2 separate regions of the Homo sapiens genome follow, and region 1 is linked to region 2. Evidence: chromatin contacts called from ENCODE Hi-C or POLR2A ChIA-PET data. All regions are on one chromosome and are shown on one strand. The core of a region is the stretch at or near the end of the contact, and the rest is flanking DNA. Distances in the headings are between cores, read along the strand shown.

What was found. A loop is a pair of places that touch in the nucleus more often than their neighbours do. ChIA-PET counts read pairs that join two places held with the same protein, here RNA polymerase II (POLR2A). Pooled maps may share reads with other maps.
Region 1: a pooled map shows a loop between it and region 2 (3-fold over the local background). The contact joins two enhancer-like sites. A Hi-C loop is called at or near these places in 5 of 50 pooled maps. POLR2A ChIA-PET finds 5 or more read pairs at or near these places in 19 of 52 experiments (AG04450, CD8-positive, alpha-beta memory T cell, Caco-2 and 14 more).

The regions. Positions count from the first base shown.
Region 1 is chr6:37,205,490-37,212,128 of GRCh38, forward strand. No RefSeq gene overlaps it. Among named protein-coding and RNA genes, the nearest start is that of PIM1, 39 kb to the left of the region's middle. RefSeq lists a silencer at 4,984-5,278. Within about 2 kb of position 2,687, at least 5 of the 41 ENCODE cell types and tissues checked have a DNase peak (open chromatin) inside an H3K27ac peak, as active enhancers do.
Region 2 is chr6:37,152,992-37,160,461 of GRCh38, forward strand. No RefSeq gene overlaps it. Among named protein-coding and RNA genes, the nearest start is that of PIM1, 13 kb to the right of the region's middle. Within about 2 kb of position 2,625, at least 7 of the 41 ENCODE cell types and tissues checked have a DNase peak (open chromatin) inside an H3K27ac peak, as active enhancers do.

The sequences.
Region 1 (6,639 bases), core at 1,437-3,936, 53 kb after region 2:
GTGGCATGCGCCTGTAGTCCCAGCTAATCAGGTGGCTGAAGCGGGATCACTTGAGTCTGGTGCCACTGCACTCCAGCCTGGGTGACACAGCAAAAACATTTTAAAAATTAAAAAAAAAAAAAAGACTGAAGAAAGGTAGCAATCCATGTGGGGAGGACTAGGGGAAAGGAGGCCAGGGAAATGGAGAGTGAAAGCTGTGAGGTGAAAAGAAGTAAACCTCATGGAAACATTGATACATCCTGAACCAATGGGGGGAAACTGACAGAGAATGAAGTTTATTCTCCATGGGACACTATTGCTAGAAATGACTTGGAGTTAAAGGCAGCCACAGCCAGGTGGGAAAGTTGCTGAAGAAATATTTGGTGGTTAGACACCTAAGAGCCGAGGCCGTGGGAAAGCGGAGACCCTCTTCGATCTGGGGAAGTTCCATGCCTGCTTGCTTCCTCTTGACACTATCGTCCCCTGCACACAGCCCCTCCTGTCACCCTAGGTGGAAATGACTGAAAAAAGCTTACAGATCTGCTATCCCAGGGGTACCTGCACCTTCTCAGGCTCCCAACTTTCCTTTTCCTCCCTCCTTTCTTTTTTCTTTTTCTTTTCTTTCTTTTCTTTTTTTTTTTTGACACAGGGTCTCACTGTCACCCAGGCGGAGTGCAGTGGCGCAATCTTGGCTCAATGCAACCTCTGCCTCCTAGGCTCAAGTGATCCGCCCACTTCAGACTTCCAAGTAGTGGGGATACAGGTGCGCACCACCAGCCAAACTATGTTTGGCTAATTTTAATTTTTATTTTTATTTTTTTGAGACAAAGTCTTGCCCTGTCACCCACACTGGAGTGCAGTGGAGTGATCTCAGCTCACTGCACCCTCCCGGGTTCCAACGATTTTCCTGCCTCAGGCTCCCGAGTAGCTGGGCTACAGGCGCCCAGCACCACGCCCAGCTAATTTTTGTATTTTTTGGTAGAGACGGGGTTTTGCCATGTTGGCCATGTTGGTCTCGAACTCCTGAACTCAAATGATCTGCCCGAACTCAAAGTGCTGGGATTACAGGCTTGGCATGAGCCACCGCGCCCGGCCTAATTTTTAAATTTTTTGTAGAGATGAAGTCTTACTGTATTGCCCAGGCTGGTCTTGAACACCTGGGCTCAAGCCATCCTCCCGCCTCAGCTTCCCAAAGTGCTAGGATTACAGGCGTGAGCCACTGCACCCAGCCTTCTTCCCCTCCTTTCTAAGGGCTAAATCATGCTATCTTCCAGGACTCGGCTTAAAGGTTTTCTCCTCCAGGAAGACTTCCCTGACTCTCCACCTCCAAGGCCCCCTCCTGCGGCCCCCAGTGCTTCCTCTAGCACCTATCGTCCTGGGTCCAGATAGCCTAAGTGGCTTGGCCCCTCGCTAGGCTGGGAGCCCCTTGGAATGTGGGCTGTGTCTTGCTTCCCCAGGTATTCCTCAATTCCTAATTCACGGTCTGCAACACAGTAATAAACTGTATGAAGAAAAGTAGGACGGAAGGCTGGGGGATCTTCACGGACTGAAAGTGTCAGGGGTGGGTGACAGCCCTTAAGAGTGTTGCTCTTCCCGGGGACACCTGCACTGTTAGAAAGACTTGTTTTCCACTTGGTGAGATGGAGCTGGGAGATGAGGTGGTGATTCTAGTGGCAGCAGTTGGTGTAAGGGAACAGGACTGGGAAAGGAGGAAAGGAATAAGGGGCTGAAATCGTATCCTTTGTCGGTATTTTCCTACCTGTGTCTAGATTCTTCACCAGAGACTGCAGAATTGAATGAGAGAAGAAAGGAGTAGGAACAGGAGGCTGAAAGAACAGTAATAATTTGCCTCTCATAGGCCGGGCGTGGCGACTCATGCCTGTAATCTCAACACTTTGGGCAGATCACCTGAGGTCAGGAGTTCAAGACCAGCCTGGCCAACTTGGTGAAACCCCATCTCTACTAAAAATACAAAAATTAGCCCAGAGTGGTGGTGGGCACCTGTAGTCCCAGCTACTCAGGTGGATGAGGTAGGAGAATCGCTTGAACTCAGGAGGCGGAGGTTGCACTAAGCCACAATGGTGCCACTGCACTTCAGCCTGGGCGACAGAGACTCTGTCTCCAAAACAAAAACAAAACTGAGAGTCTATGTCCATTCATTCCACAAATCTTTATCAAGCACCTGCTACATGCTGGGCATTGAACTAGGTGCTGGGAAAACATCAGTGAAGTAAATATGGTGCCCACATTTTTGGAGGGTGGTGGGAGAGGCAACTGTATAGAGTAAGTCAGGTGATAGTACATGTTATGAAGAAATGTAGCACAGTAAGTGGGAAAGAGACACATGGGATGGTAGGGAGGGGCTGTTTCACACCCATTGGTAGGGAAGGCCTCTCTGATGCCTTCTGAGCAAGAAAGGAAGCTGGTGAATAGCTGGAGTAAGAATATTCTAGGCGGAAGGCACAGTGAGTGCAAAGGCCCCGAGGCTGGAGTGTGCTGTCTGTGTTAGGGTGAACGAAAGGAAGACAGCATGGCTGCAGCAGAGGGAGGCGGAGAGAACAAAATGGTTAGAAAGCAGATCAGAGGGTGACAAGGGACTGGGTTATTTAGCAGCTGGCATGCCGTGGTAAAGACTTGGGATTTCTACCCTGAGTGTGGTGGGGAGCCCTGGCAGGTGAGGACCGGAGTAGAGGAGGGACTTGATCTGACTCAGGTTTCAACAGGAGCCCTCTGGTGGCTGGGCGGAGAACTGACTGTAAAGGGAACACAGTGGCATGGGGAGGCCAGTCAGGAACTGCTACTGCAATAGCCTGGGCAAGAGATGGTGATGGCCTGGGCCAGGGAGGTGGCAGGGGAGGTTATATGAAGTGGTTGGATATGGATCTATATTGAAGGGTGGGCTGATGGGGAGTGGTGAGGAGTTAGATTCAGGCTGAGAGAAAGAGAGGACCTAAGGATGCCTGCTGGGTCTTTAACTTGAGCAATGGAAGGGTAGAGGTGGCAAAGACTGGGGGTTAGGGCAAGGTATACGGGAGAAAATCAGGAGTGTGGATTGGGATACACTCCCCAATTTTTATTTATTTATTTATTTATTTATTTATTTATTTGAGATGGAGTTTTGCTCTTGTTGCCCAGGCTGCAGTATAGTGGCGCGATCTCAGCTCACTGCAACCTCCACCTCCCAGGTTCAAGCAATTCTCCTGCCTCAGCCTCCTGAGTAACTGGGATTACAGGCACCTGCTACCATGCCCGGTTAATTTTTGTATTTTTAGTAGAGAGGAGGTTTCACCATGTTGGCCAGACTGGTCTTGAACTCCTGACCTCAGGTGATCCACCCGCCTCAGCCTCCCAAAGTGCTGTCATTACAGGCGTGAGCTACCATGCCCGGCTACATTCCCACATTTTAAGAAAATTAAAAAAAAAAATTTTTTTACATCAGTTGGATGCGGTGGCACACCTGTATTCCCAGCTACTCAGGAGGCTGAGGTGGGAGGATCGCTTGAGCCTGGAAGTTCAAGGCTCCAGTGAGCTATGATTGCACGACTGCATTCCAGCCTGGGTGACAGAGTGCAACCCTGTCTCTAAAAATCAAATAAAAGTAGAGACATCCTGAGTGAGACCCTGAGAGAATCTGAGTCAGAGAACCAGGTGAGCTGTGTCTGGACTCCTGACCGCAGAAACTAAGACAGAATAAATGTACTGTCTTAAGCTGCTAATTTTGGGGTAATTTGTTATGCAGTAATAGATAACTAGTACATGTCACATCTCTACAAAAATGTCTCTACAACAGTAACCACCCCAAAACATATCCTGACTGGGTATGGTGGCTCATGCCTATAATCTCAGCACTCTGGGAAGCCAAGGTGGGAGGATAGCCTGAGGCCAGGAGTTCAAGACCAGCCTGGGCAACATAGGGAGACCCCATATTGTATTTAAAAAAAAAAAAAAGAGTTGTGTAGGGGAGGATCTGCTTCCAAGCTCCCTCATGGGGCTGTTGGTAGGATTCCGTTCCTCACGGGCTCTTGGTTAGTGACCTCTGCTCCTGGCAGTGTGAGCCTTTCCATAAAGATACTTTCAACATGATAGCCAGCTTCCCTCAGAGAGCGGGCAGCACTGACGTCATCGTCTTCTGTAACCTAACCTTAGAAAGGACAACCCATCGCTTTTGCTATGTTCTCTTTGCTAGAAGAGGATCACTGGGTCCTGCCCACATCTAAGAAGAGGTGATGAATGTGAATATCAGTTCGCAGAGATCTCTGGGAACCATGTTAGAGCTGGCTACCACATCAAGGAAGCAACTGCATAAACAAAGCCAGGGTTTAGGGGAGAAGTCCAGGCTGAAGATGTATATGGGGCTTATTAGTGATGGGTCTGGACCAGGTGAGCTGGGAGTGAGTGAGACAGAGAACAAGACCAAGGACTGTGCCAAGGGCACTCCGGTGTTTGGAGGTCAGGAAGATGAGGAGAGGCCAGCAAAGGAGACTGAGGAGAAGGGGCCAGTGCGGCAGGGGAGGGATGGAGACGGAGGCAGAGGGGCTACCAGAGAAACCTGTTGGCAGGAGAGAGGGATCAGCAGTCAAAAGCCACTGCAGGACAGGTCAGCAAAGGTGGAGAACTGACCACCGGCTTGAGCAGTGTGGAGATCACCTTGACAAGAGCAGTCCCAGTGGGGCGGTGGGGGTGAAACCTAACTGGATGGGTTCTAGAAAGAACAGGAGACCAGGAAGTAAAGGCAGAAGCAACCATGCTTTTGAGGAGTCTTGTATAGAGGATAGCACAACCTTGCGTTTGAGTGTCTTAAACTTTCTCAACTAAAGTAACTCTCAGCTGAGGTGATTCCTGGAACTCTGCTTCTGCCTACACTTCTTCAACACACAGGTCTCCAGTTCCCCAATGTTGCCCAGGTCTACCTCCCACCGTAGCGACCTCAACCGGGATGGGGAATCAGAACCCAGAAGTTGGCCCATGTTTTATATTTTGTGTTTTGGTACTAGCAAGTCACAATCAGACAAGGCATGCCTTGTGAGACTGGGGCAGAGACACACACATTAGCTCCCAGTCATCAGCTGGAAGCTCCATAAATCCTGAACAGCCACCCTTGGAGGATCTGGTTTAGGGGCCAACAGCTCTAAGCAAAAGCTTATTACTGACTGCCATCTTGTGGTCATTTGGGGAACTGGCCTAGGTTTAAATCCGTGGTGGAAAGAGTTGAGTGAATTGTAGGATAGTACCTGGCACTGAGTGTTCAGTAAAAGCCAGCGACTGTCATTACTATGCTCATGGTTTGGAAGAGTATGGCCAAAACAAACAAACAAACATGTCTCTTGACTTCACTCCCAACATTTTTCAAGGGAAAAGGAACTACCCTAAAAGGAGGTGTTCCTTTTTGTCTTGGTAAAAGTAAGAATGAATCAGGGAGCCGACTTTCGTGTATGAAGTCAGATGATGAGATGCAAGTCCTGCTTTTGCTACCATGTGACCTTGATCTCATCACTGAAGCCCAGTGAGTCTCAGTTTCGTCAAACCATAAAACAGGAGCATTAGGATGAAGACTGCACAACTGGTGAATGTGAAGAGTTCTCAGGAAAAGCGGCACTCCTAGTTCAAGGCAGGGGCCTGCTGGCTCTCAACACAGAGCTTGTTGCTTTACAATAGTGTCTCTCAACTAGGGGCAACTTTGCCCCCCCACCACCCCCACCCCATGGGATGTTTGACAATGCCTGGAGATATTTTGGGGGGTTCTTTTTGTTTTTCAAAGGGTTGGTCCTTGTTTTTGTTTTGTCTGTTTGTTTGAGACAGAGTCTCGCTCTGTCACCCAGGCTGCAGTGCAGTGGCGCGATCTCGGCTCACTGCAAGCTCCACCTCCCAGGTTCAGGCCATTCTCCTGCCTCAGCCTCCTGAGTATCTGGGACCACAGGCACCCGCTACCATGCCTGGCAATTTTTTTGTATTTTTAGTAGAGACGGGGTTTCACTGTGTTAGCCAGGATGGTCTCGATCTCCTGACCTCTTGATCTGCCTGCCTCGGCCTCCCAAAGTGCTGGGATTACAGCCGTGAGCCACCGAACCCGGCCCTGTTTGTGTGTGTGTGTGTGTGTGTGTGTGTGTGTGTGTGTTTGTGTTTTTGAGATGGAGTCTCACTCTGTCCCCCAGGCTGGAGTGCAGTGGCACCATCTCAGCTCACTGCCACCTCCGCCTCCTGGGTTCAAGTGATTCTCCTGCCTCAGCCTCCCGAGTAGCTGGGATTACAGGCACCCACCACCACGCCCGGCTAATTTTTGTATTTTTAGTAGAGAGCGGGTTTCACCATGCTGGCCAGTCTTGTCTTGAACTCCTGACCTCAAGTGATCCACCTGCCTTGGCCTCCCAAAGTGCTGGGATTACAGGCGTAAGCCACCATGCTGGGCCGATAGGCTAGTCTTGAGCCAGCCATACATAGTTATTGAAATGGAAATTAGCTAAAAAAGAATAAAATTTAAAATTTGATTACTGGGTTGTAATAGCCACATTTCCAAGTGCTCAGTCGCCACACATGGCTAGTAGCCAGCACAGATAGAGGACATTTCCATCAGCACAGGAAGTTCTACTGGACAACACTCCTCCAAAGGACTCAGCAGAACCGGCATCTGTGGGCCAACCCATAAAGGAAGAACTAGAAACT
Region 2 (7,470 bases), core at 1,375-3,874:
GCAGGAGAATCGCTTGAACCCGGGAGGCAGAGGTTGCAGTGAACTGAAATTGCACCATTGCACCCAGCCTGAGCAACAAGAGTGAAACTCTGTCTCAAAAAAAAAAACAAAAGAGAGTAATTTCTTGAACACTTTAATAGCTAATATCTAAAGACTATTAACACTCACCCAAAAATAAGATTTTCTTGTCATAGGCTGGGCTTGGATGGGAGTTATTGGATTTCAGAGTCAGTATTTTTGTAAAATCTTTCTTTTTTCTTGAGATGGAGTTTTGCTCTTGTTGCCCAGGCTGGAGTACAACGGCGTGATCTTGGTTCACTGCAACCTCTGCCTCCCAGGTTCAAGCGATTCTCCTGCTTCGGCCTCCCACATAGCTGGGATTACAGGTGCCCGCCACCACATCCAGCTAATTTTTTTTATTTTTAGTAGAGACGGGGTTTCACCATGTTGACCAGGCTGGTCTCGAACTCCTGGCCTCATGATCCATCCACCTCAGCCTCCGAAAGTGCTGGGATTACAGGCATGAGCCACCGCGCCTGGCTCACTCCTTCCTTCCTTCCTTCATCTTTCCTTCCTTCCTTCTCTTTCCTTCCTTTTCTTTCTTTCTCTCTTTTTCTTTCTTTCTTTTTTCTTCCTCTCTCGCTTTCTTTCTTTTTTTTTTTTTTTTGACAGAGTCTTAGCCAGGCACAGTTACTCATGCTTGTAACCCCAGCACTTTGGGAGCCTGAGGCAGGCGGTCACTTGAACTTAGGAGTTTGAGATCAGCCTTGGAAACATGGTGAAACCCCATCTCTACAAAAAATACAAAAATTAGCCAGGCATGGTGGCACATGCCTGGAGCCCCTGCTACTTGGAAGGCTGAGGCAGGAGGATCACTTGAGCCTGGGGAGGTGGAGGCTGCAGTGAGCTGTGATCGCATGCCACCGCACCCCAGCTTGGGCGACAGACTGAGAATCTGTCTTAAAAAAAAAAAAAGTGAAAAACAGAGAATCTTGCTCTGTTGTCCATGCTGGAGTACAGTGGCACAATCTCAGCTCCCTGCAAATTCCACCTCCTGGGCTCAAGTGATCCTCCCTTCTCAGCTTCCAGAGTAGCTAGGACTATAGGTATGTGCCATCAGCCTGGCTAATTTTTGTATTTTTTTATAGAGACAGGGTTTTACCATGTTGCCCAGGCTGGCCTTGAACTCCTGGGCTCAAGCGATCTACCTGTCTTGGCCTCCCAAAGTGCTGGGATTACAGGTGTGAGCCACTGTGCCTGGTGTAAAATTTTTCATAAAGTGTATTAGTCTGCTAGAGCTGTCATAACAAAGGACTACACAATCTGGATGCCTTAAACAACAGAAATTAAATTTTGATCCAATTCTGGAGATTAGAAGTCCAAGGTCCTGATGTCTGTAGGGTCAGTTTCTTTTGAAGCCACTCTCCTGGGCTTGTAGACAGGTGTCTTCTCAGGGGTAGAGCATTTGACTGCAGATGGCTGTCTTCTCCTCCCTGTATTTTCTTTTTTTTTTTTTTCCCCTTTGTTATTGTTGTTGGAGACAGGGTCTTACTCTATCCCAGGCTGGAGTGCGGTGGTACAATCATGACTCACTACACTCTCGAACTCCTAGGCTCAAGCAATCCTCCCACTTCAGCCTCCTGAGTAGCTGGGACTACAGGTGCATACCACCATGCCTGGTTATTTTAAAAAATATCTATTTTTTGGTAGAGACCGGGGTCTCACTATGTTCCCCAGGATGGTCTTGAACTCCTGGCCTCAAGCAATTTTTTTTTTTTTTTTTTTTTTTTTTTAGACAGAGTCTTGCTCTGTCGCCCAGGCTGGAGTGTAGTGGTGTGATCTCGGCTCACTGCAACCTCTGCCTCCTGGGTTCAAGTGATTCTCCTGCCTCAGCCTCCCAAGTAGCTGGGATTATAGGTGCCCACCACAACATCCAGCTAATTTTTTTGTATTTTTAGTAAAGATGGGCTTTTACCATGTTGGCCAGGCTGGTCTCGAACCCCTGTCCTCACGTGATCCGCCCGTCTTGGCCTCCCAAAGTGCTGGGATTACAGGCATAATCCACCACACCCAGCCTCATCTCCTCTTCTTATAAGGATACCAGTCATATTGCATTAGGGTCTACACATATGACCTCATTTTACCCTAATTACTTCTTAAAGGCCCTATCTCCAAATACAGTTATATTTTCTGAGGTACTAGGGAGTTAGGACTTTTACATGAATTTTGGGGGACACAATTCAATCCGTTACATAAAGTAAACCTAAAAGTATTAATCATCATATGAAAAGAGTAGGATAATGGGATGTTGGTTTTCTGCCGAGCCATATTCACTCCTGTGGTTCAGTTTTAGAAATATTTATTAATATCCACTGTGTTCAAGTCTTGATGCTAGGGAAACAAAAACTGCAAGGACACAGGCTCTGCCTTCCAGGAGTTCACAGACTCTCTGGAGAGCCATGAGACAGACCATGGGTTCTGAAACCCCAAGGTACACTGGAGTCGCCTGGAGTGCTTATCAAAACACAGATCGCTGGGCTCCACCCCCGGAGTTTCTGATTCAGTGGGCAGGCAGTGGGCCCGATAATTTGCATTTCTGACAAGTTTCCAGGTGCTGCTGGTCCGAAGACCACACACTTTCAGAACTACCGAACTAGACATATCAAGAGCACGTGTGATGTGTATGATTGAGGTGGCACAGGTGCACAGAGACGAGACCATTTTCTGTTTTCATGCTAAAGCAGTTGAGGAGACAACTGGGAAAGTCCCTCTGCACCTGAAAATTCCCCAGGAAAAGTTCTAGTTAGCATTTAGACCTTGAACTTGTAAACATATTACAGCAAAAAATATGCATTGCCTATGCCATTAATTTGCCACTTGGTAAATACTACCTTTCGTTACTAATTATATCTCTATAAGAACCTAGGGTAACAATAAAGTCTGAGTTCACTATCCTTGTTCTGCAAATGCTATGAGAACTTTGGCAAATTACTTCCTGTCTCTGAGATTTGGTTTTGGTCATCTGTAAAATAGAGATTAGGACAGTCAAGGTGGTTTGCACCTGTAGTTCTAGCACTTTGGGAGGCCAAGGTGGGAGGATTGCTTGATGCCAGGATTTTGAGACTAGCCTGGGCAACAGAACAAGACCCCCATCTCAAATTATATTTAAAAATGTTTTTGAGACAGGTTCTCACTCTGTTGCCCAGGCTGGAGTGCAGTGGTGTGATCATAGCTCACTGCAACCTCAAGCAATCCTCCCACCTCAGCCTCCTGAGAGGCTGGGACCACAGTCGCATGCCACTACGCCTTGCTAATTTTTAAAAAATTTTGGGGGCTGGATGTGTTGGTTCAGGCCTGTAATCGTAGTACTTTGGGAAGCTGAGGCTGGTGGATCACTTGAGCTCAGGAATTTGAGACCAGCCTGGGCCACATGGCAAAACTCTGTCTCTACAAAAAATACAAAAATTAGCTGGTCATTGTGGCATGTGCCTGTAGTCCCAGCTACTTGGAAGGCTGAGGTGAGAGGATCACTCGTGCCCGAGAGGTTGAGACTGCAATGAGCCGAGGTTGTGCCACTGCACTCCAGCCTGGGCGACAGAGTGAGACTGTCTCAAAAAAACAACACACATACCCACACACCAACTCCACACACAAATTTTAGGTAGATACAGGGTCTCACTCTTGCCCAGGCTGGTCTCAAACTCCTGGGTTCAGCATTCCTCCTGCCTCGGCCTCCCAAAGTGCCGGGATTACAAGTGTGAGCCACTATGCCTGGCCTATATGTGATTCCTTAAGCAGGAATTAGGACCATATCTTTTGCCTCTGTATATAACTCCATGTATTTAGCACAGTACTTTAAACATAGTAGCTGTTCAGTAAAGGTTTATTAATTAATTGACCAAATCAGTCAGTATCACTGCAAGATACAAAAGATTCTTATGGGCCAGGTGAAGTGGCTCACGCCTATAATCCCAACACCTTGGGAGGTCGAGGCGGGCGGATCACGAGGTCAGGAGTTAGAGACCAGCCTGACCAACATGGTGAAACCCCATCTCTACTAAAAATACAAAAATTAGCTGGGCGTGGTGGCAGGTGCCTGTAATGCCAGCTACTCAGGAGGCTGAGGCAGGAGAATAGCTTAAACCCGGGAGGTGGAGGTTGCAGTGAGCCAAGATTGCGCCACTGCACTCCAGCCTGGGCGACAGATTGAGACTCCAACTCAAGAAAAAAAAAAAAAGATTCTTATCTTACTGCTATAAAGATTGTAGTTTCCCTTTAAGCTAAGGCTAACCCTTACCCCATATGCCTGGCCACTAAAAGCTCTCATTTTTAGCAGCCATTCTTCTTTGACACTACTCACCTACATGGTCAACTTTTAACATTGTTCCAATCACCATTCATTTCTTTTGCACACATATTGAAGGAAATTATCCATGAACTCTATTGTCTTTCCATTCATTACCTTACATCCTGATTGTATTTAATCTGGCTCAGAGCCCTCCATGCTCTGAGTGTGAACTCTAACACACAAAGAGCTACCCCATACATTGTCCCCCAATTAGGGCTTGTGTCTGTCTGATCTGTAGACCTTGGGCAAGTTATTTACCTTCTTGGGTAAAATAATAAGATAACTAAAGAAAAAAAGTGTCATACAGATATAAATAACATGTACAAATGTGTATGTGCCATATATATGCCCCATAAAGTGATTAGTTAGAATAGTTCTTAGCACATAGTAATTGCTCAGTTAATATTATATATTATCTCTACAAATTAGACTATATCTATTTCTCTAGGTCTTTGACTTAGGAATCTGGCAATCTTAATTTATAGAAGCACTTTTCTGAAAGAGGTAAAAATTTTCTTTGAAATCTCTCTATATATTTTTTATTTATTTTATTTTTTTGAGACGGAGGGAGCCCCAGGCTGGAGTGCAGTGGTGCAATCTCTGCTCACTGCAAGCTCTGCCTCCCGGGCTCACGCCATTCTCCTGCCTCAGCCTCCCCAGTAGCTGGGACTACAGGCGCCCGCCACCACGCCCGGCTAATTTTTTGTCCTTTTAGTTGAGACGGGGTTTCACTGTGTTAGCCAGGATGGTCTCGATCTCCTGACCTCGTGATCCGCCCGCCTCGGCCTCCCAAAGTGCTGGGATTACAGGCATGAGCCACTGCACCCTGCCTATTTTTTTATTTTTTATTTTTTTGAGACGGAGTCTCGCTCTGTGGCTCAGGCTGGAGTGCAGTGGCGCGATCTCGGCTTACTGCAAGCTCTGCCTCCCAGGCTCACGCCATTCTCCTGCCTCAGCCTCCCCAGTAGCTGGGACTACAGGCGCCCGCCACCACGCCCGGCTAATTTTTTGTCTTTTTAGTTGAGACGGGGTTTCACTGTGTTAGCCAGGATGGTCTCAATCTCCTGACCTCCTGATCCGCCCACCTCGGCCTCCCAAAGTGCTGGGATTATAGGCGTGAGCCACCACGCCCGGCTATTTTTTATTTTATATGTACTTTCTGAGACAGGGTCTTGTTCCATCACCTAGGTTGGAATGCACTGGCATGATCATAGTTTACTGCAGCTTCGACCTTCTGGGCTCAAGTAATCCTCCCACCTCAATCTCCCGAGTAGCTGGGACAAAAGACAAGTGCCACCATGCCTAGCTAATCTTTAAATTTTTTTGTAGAGATGGGGTCTTACTATGCTGCCCAGGCTGCTCCTGAACTCCTGGTCTCAACCAGTCCTCCCACCTTGGCCTCTCAAAGTGTTGGGATTACAGGCAGGAGCCACCATACCTGGTGAAGTCTATATTTTTATTTTTATTTTTTATTTTTTTTGAGATGGAGTCTTGCTCTGTCTACCAGGCTAGAGTGCAGTGGCGCAATCTCGGCTCACTGCAACCTCCGCCTTCCGGTTTCAAGTGATTCTCCTGCCTCAGCCTCCCAAGTCACTGGGATTACAGGCACCTGCCACCAGGCGCAGCTAATTTTTTTGTATTTTTACTAGAGACAGGGTTTCACCATGTTGATCAGGCTGGTCTCAAACTGCTGACCTCGTGATCCACCTGCCTCCGCCTCCCAAAGTGCTGGGATTACAGTCATGAGCCACTACGCCCGGCTATGAAGTCTATATTTTTAAAAGAGCAAACAGCTATCCATCTTTTCATTATAATATACAATAAAAGTGGGCCCGGTGCGGTGGCTCACGCTTATAATCCCAGCTCTTTGGGAGGCTGAGGTGGGCGGATCACCTGAGGTCAGGAGTTCAAGACCACCCTGGCCAACATGGTGAAACCCAATCTCTACTAAAAAATACAAAAATTAACCAGGCATGTGGCGGGTGCTTGTAATTCCAGCTACTCAGGAGACTGAGGTGGGAGAATTGCTTGAACCCAGAGGCAGAGGTTGCAGTGAGCCCAGATCGTGCCACCTGGGATCATCCTGGGAGACAGAGTGAGACTCCATCTCAAAAAATAAAAAATAAATAAATAAATAAAAGTGGCAGGGGCAAGATTGAGGCAGGGGAAATTCAGTCTCTTAGATGTGTTCTCTTTGGGGTTTAATTCAATTGTTTTAAAAGGTATCTGTTTAGCACCTCTCAAAGGGAACTATGTGGTCTTTAAAAATGTGCAATACAAGCTAGACACCATGGCATGCCTCTGTAGTCCAAGCTACTTGGGAGGCTGAGGCGGGAGGATCACTGAGCCCAGGAGTTCAAGGCCAACCTAGACAATATAGTGAGACCCCTGTCTCTCTTTTTTTTTTTTTTTGAGATGGAGTCTCGCTGTGTCGCCAGGCTGGAGTGCAGTGGCGCGATCTCGGCTCACTGCAACCTCCACCTCCCGGGTTCAAGCCATTCTCCTGCCTCAGCCTCCCGAGTAGCTGGGACTACAGGTGCATGCCACCATGCCCAGTTAATTTTTGTATTTTTTAGTAGAGACGGGGTTTCACCATGTTGGCCAGGATGGTCTCAGTCTCCTGACCTTGTGATCCACCTGCCTCAGCCTCCCAAAGTGCTGGGATTACAGGCATGAGCCACCGCGCCAGGCTGAGACCCGTCTCTTTTTTTTTTTTTTTTTGAGATGGAGTTTCGCTCTTGTTGCCCAGGCTGGAGTGCAATGGTGCAATCTCTGCTCACTGCAACCTCCGCCTCCTGGGTTCAAGCAATTCTCCTGCCTCAGCCTCCTGAGTAGCTAGGATTACAGGCATGCACCACCACGCCCGGCTAATTTTGTATTTTTAGTAGAGATGGGGTTTCTCCACATTGGTCAGGCTGGTCTCGATCTCCCGACCTCAGATGATCTGCCCGCCTCGGCCTCCCAAAGTGCTGGGATTACAGGCATGAGCCACCGTGCCTTGCCAACCCGTCTCTTTAAAAAAAATTTTTTTTACGGCCAGGCACGGTGGCTCACGCCTGTAATCCCAGCACTTTGGAAGGCCGAAGCAAGTGGATCACTTGAGGTCAGGCGTTCGAGGCCAG